2 separate regions of the Homo sapiens genome follow, and region 1 is linked to region 2. The links are chromatin loops, found by intact Hi-C in ENCODE. Cell type or tissue: heart left ventricle. All regions are shown on one strand.

Region 1 (2,500 bases), 280 kb after region 2:
ATCAGGGACGGCTTCCTGAAACAGGGACCATGGGGCTGAGACCTGAAGTGTGAGGGGGGATGTTCTGGGCAGTGACAGGGGAGCAAAAAGAATTCTAAGCAGAGACTCTGGTACATACAAAGGCACTGAGGTGTAAGACAGAGGGACTTGACAGGGAACTGAAAGCCTAGTTGGTGTGATAAAGAAGTGGTAGGCAGGGAATTTACAATCATCTGCAAGCAACCTACAGCTCTCTGAAATTTGTGGGGGCCTTGAATAATTTAGATAATTGTAACACGTCTTCCCTTGGCTTGACATCAAAGCCACCTCTTCCCAGCAGCTCCTGAAGTTGCTGAGGATGCTGGCTCAGGGCCATTTATCACCACCCTGGCTGGACTGGTAGCTGGAGTGGTGGCAGGCCTGCCGCGAGGCCCATGAGGCAGTGACGACAGTGCCCTGCAGGTACAGGTACTAAATGCATTCCAGGTAGGGCAGTGCTACAGCCTGACAACCTCCCAGGGGCCTCCACTGAAGGCAACAACAACACTTTTAGAGGAGAAGGTAATTAGCTTTGTTTGGCGAGACTTCCACGGATTCTGTGCTGTGCTAGTTACTAAATATTGTCTCATTTGATTCTCAATCATCCCAAGTAGAGGGCTTTCTCCTTCTCGTTTTATAGGAGAAATTTGGCTTCTCAGGGTTTTGCACACCTTGTCCTGGGTTACACGGCTGGGATTCAAATCCAAGCTTTTTCATATCTTTCCCTCACCCAGTACTGCTTCTGTGAATTCTGGTTGTGGATTTTAACTAGAATCACAATGGAGAGAAATCGCCTCTAAAATGGGCATATTGAATATTCCCTACATTTCATACAAAACGAAACTCATTCTTGGACCCCTTTGGTGGGCCTTGGCTTTTCCTGACCTGTTTTCCTGGGGGACTGGCTGGCCTGGTCATTTTCGGCAGTCTCTGTGCTGGGTCAGGCCATGCTGCCTTGGTGGCTCCTTCCTGCCTGAGGAACTATGGGGCCAGAAATGGTAACTCCTACTTATTTTTAATCCTGGCCTTTAACCCAAGAAAGTCACCACTGGCTTTTGGAACAGGCTTCCCCCAGAATAAAGGGAGGAGGAGATTAACGATTCAAATGGGGAAGTGGTTCAGCAAGGAGGAGAGCGGGGAGGAGCAGGGTTCCTGAGACCCACAGGGGTCTCAGGAAGCCTGGCTGGAAGAGGAATCCCAGAGGAAAACTCAGAGCATGCAGGAGGCTGGCAGTGTGCAAGGCCAGGGCGCAAAACGTGGGTGTGGCTTCTAGGGTAAGGGAGCAGGGAGAGGATGAAGGGGTAGGAGGCTGGGATTGGAGCCCTAGGAATAGGAAGTCGGTGAGGGAACGGTGCCTGGGGTGTGTTTTGGTTCTGCTTTCAGAACTAGAGCAGTGGTTTGGCTGCAACATTCAAAGACCTGAAAATATGGAAGCAGACTTTGGGGAAGAGGACTACTGAGAATAGCAGTAGTGAATACGGGAAGTGCTGAGCCCAGGGCTCCACGGAGAAGCTGTGGCTTCTTTCCGGAGCCTGTCAGTCTACAAGAAGAGGACGTCCGGTTCCAAACTGTTCCAGGCCTGCTAGGGTCATCCAGCTGGTTCCCTCTGTCTTTTGCTGAACGTCCTCACTCCAAACTTGCCCACATCAGCTTAATATACTTTGCAAACCTGAAGAGGACATAAAAGAAAAGTTGCTGTTAATTAAATTAATTGTGTATTTATTCAGCATGATTTGTTGAGACCTAATCTGTACCAAGTCTTGGAATTTAGAGATGAACTGAAACTCACTGCTTGATGCAATTATATAATATGGTGTGACTGGCAGTATAAAGATGCACATTCCCAGAGCTATGGAGCCCAGAGAGGGGAGAGGCTGAGCAGGCTCCGGGAGAGTAAAGGTCATTTTCCCAATAAGTTTGCAAAGATATGTACACCAACTTGACCAAGAGGAAAGCAAAGTTCAGGCCAGGCAGAGAGGCTACCTGTGCTGAAAGGAGGAAAGGAGACGAAAGTGTTTGGCATCATTGGGAAAGAGCCAGGATTGGGCAAAGATGAGGCCAGGAATATAACAGGGATGGGGGGCATGAATTGCAGGCTATAGAACTTGGATTTTATTCCATAGGCACTGAGAACTAAGGAAGGTTTTTATGTAAAAGGTAAATGGAATCTTAATACTATATTTCAGGATACCAAATTTAGCATGATTATGATGAATGATAATATTAATTATTGTAAATGATAGTGGTGATAAAAATACAAATAAATCCATCCATCGTAGGTCAAAAATGATGGGCTATTACTCTCATGATCATATTGCACTATATATGACTCCATCTTAGTGGACTGAAGCAGGAGATTCTCCTGCTGGCTTTGAAGAAACAAATTGCCATGTGGTGACCTGCTTATGGAGAGGTCCATGTGGCAGGGAACTGCGGGTCGTCTCTAGGACCTGTGGTTGGCCTCCAGAAAACAGCCAATAAA
Region 2 (2,500 bases):
TACTATAGCTGTTTTAGAATATTTGAAAACTTCAAAAAAGAAAATTTAGGCTGGGCACGGTGGCTTATGCCTGTAATCCCAGCACTTTGGGAGGCCTAGGTGGACGGATCACTTGAGGTCAGCAGTTCGAAACCAGCCTGGCCAACATGGTGAGACCCTGTCTCTACTGAATATACAAAAATTCGTCGGGTGTGGTGGTGGGCGCCTGTAATCCCAGCTACTCAGGAGGCTGAGGCAGGAGAATCGTTTGAACCTGTGAAGTGGAGATTGCAGTGAGCCGAGATCACACCACTGCACTCCAGCCTTGGTGACAAGCAAGAATCCATCTCAAAAAAAAAGAAAAGAAAATTAAAACTGAGAAAACCAGTATGAATATTTTGGCAGTTCCTTCTAGGGTTTTCTCTTAATTTCCTTTTGTTTCTCTCTCTCTCCTTCAAAGCACACATACACTTAAATGTACACAGTTGAATTGGTACTGTTGATAGTCTTATATCCTGCTTTTTCCACTTAACATTACTATGAGCATTTTTCCATGTCATTAAATATGCTTTGAATATGTTCTTGGCCACATAAAATTCCATCCTATTGATGCACCTGTTTTCTTTTAAGCAGAGACACATGCTATGCTTTCCAGTCATGGTGGACTCTCAAAAGCCAAAGAAAATACCTTGTGCTGATCTACCATAAGCCTCTTATAAACATCCATTTTTTATTTCATTTATTACATGTACCCATGGTACAAACGCACCTCTGGACACTAGATACAATCAATAGTTAATAAGCACTCTAAAAAAAATGCCAGTGAGCAGTGAGCTCTGTCCCCTTGATGATGTTTAGTCACCCACATCACTATTACAAGTATATAAGGTGTCAACAAGTGTCACAAATGCTTTTTCCATTTTGCGATAGCCCCAAATGAATTTCAATCTTTCAGGCACCCATCTCAAGAACTTCAGATTCTAACAGGGCAGTTTTGAGTTTTAATATTAAAACTTCTAATATAAACGCTACAAACTTACCATAACACCATCTTACTTTACACTTAGTTTTATGAATTTGAATAATTTTTAAATTATTTTATTTCAGTTTGTTTTCCCACCTTCAGTCAGGGGAACTGATTTAGCTTTAAAACAATCTGCCAGAAACTTTGGTTCTGACCTCTTTAAGGCTGTAACTAGTAGAAGTGATGTATCTTTAACACACACCAAGCATAAATGAACCCTTTAATCCTCAGGAGGGCACTGTGGAACTACGTTCTTAGGGTTGTCTGCTGTAGGAAGGTTCTTTTGTTACTCAGATGTGAGGGGTGCTGGGACAGGCCTCCACAGAAAACTTTTTTATTTTTATTTACTTTAAAAGACAAACCATAAAGATTTTTTTCAAATATGAAACTGAAATGTATATATTTCATAAATATTTTCATACTAAACTGAGCAAATTTAAGGATGATTAAGCTGTTTCTACTGGGAAAATCATAGGTAAGGAAACTGCTTTCACGTAGCTTTACGTACATTTGGAAAGAGCAAACCTGAACTGGGTTTTTAATCTTGTAATTTTTAAACGTACAATAATCAAGAGTTCTCAGCCCTATATTGATAGTATTTATGGTAAAACTAAATAGTTTTTTTTTAATAAAAAAAGGTATTTTAATTTGTTGACATAAAGTTGGCTTTTTTGTGCGTGCTTCTTACATGCCTTATTAACCCGGTGTGTTTAAACCAAACACTGTTCATATTTTTCCAGGAGGAAAACAAAACAATAAAAAACATTATTCAGATAAAATATTATAGGTTTATTTAAAACTTAATTCTCACCTTGAGTATGCAAAATACAAACTCCACAAAATGTTCATTTTACTTTGTAGTTTACAAATATACAAAATAGACGTTTGCTTAAATTTATATTACATATTTATTAAGGCAAGGAACTATATAGAAAAACACATTTGTTCTGCTTAAGGCATACTTGGGAATAAACCATTGTACAAATTATTGCACATCTGAAACCACAGTGCATAACAGACTGTCTGCATAAAAATGCTAAAGAAGTAAACCAGGTATATTACCTGACTTAGGTCATAAATGTTGATCGGAAGACAAATATAGATTTTCCTTGTCAAAGTATGCAGCAGTTTGAAAACTTTGGCTTCCTTGTTTGGTACCTTTAGAACCAAGACTCACCAAGCACCATCATTTAGGCTATTTAAACATGTTTTCTGTACCTGAATTTCTTCCTCTTCTTCTAACATCATAATAATGGCTTTTAGAAGGTAAAGAGAATACAAGGTGATCTTTTATGCTTATATTGCATCAATACACAATTCAAGGGAATTCTGGTCTTCCCTCCCCCAACTCACGGATATAATTTATACCCTGATATCCACAACTTCCAGTCACCCCCTTGGCATTTTGTAAGTCCAGGAATATTCAAGTCGGATTTAGAATTGGAATGATAGAAGATCCAGTCACAGACCCCATCTGTTCTTTGATTTTTGTCTTTT

What was found. Peaks named below come from ENCODE experiments on the same cell type or tissue, not always from the same donor. Only the 100,000 strongest peaks of a DNase experiment are listed, where the experiment ranks them.
Region 1: it touches region 2 in a loop (4-fold over the local background); 33 of 110 quality-filtered maps call a loop at or near these places.

The regions. Positions count from the first base shown.
Region 1 is chr9:107,759,603-107,762,102 of GRCh38, forward strand. All of the region lies in intron 2 of LOC105376208 (a long non-coding RNA gene), which reads left to right. It overlaps LOC105376209 (a long non-coding RNA gene), which reads right to left. Exons shown (of 3, transcript XR_930230.3): 3 at 1,287-1,687. Among named protein-coding and RNA genes, the nearest start is that of KLF4, 270 kb to the left of the region's middle. In heart left ventricle, no CTCF peak of the experiment used is centred here; a DNase peak (open chromatin) is centred at 1,399; H3K27ac peaks cover 1,176 bases.
Region 2 is chr9:107,483,081-107,485,580 of GRCh38, forward strand. It overlaps KLF4 (KLF transcription factor 4), which reads right to left. Exons shown (of 5, transcript NM_004235.6): 5 at 1,772-2,500. Among named protein-coding and RNA genes, the nearest start is that of KLF4, 5.4 kb to the right of the region's middle. In heart left ventricle, a CTCF peak has its summit at 1,235; no DNase peak of the experiment used is centred here; H3K4me3 peaks cover 2,001 bases; H3K27ac peaks cover 425 bases.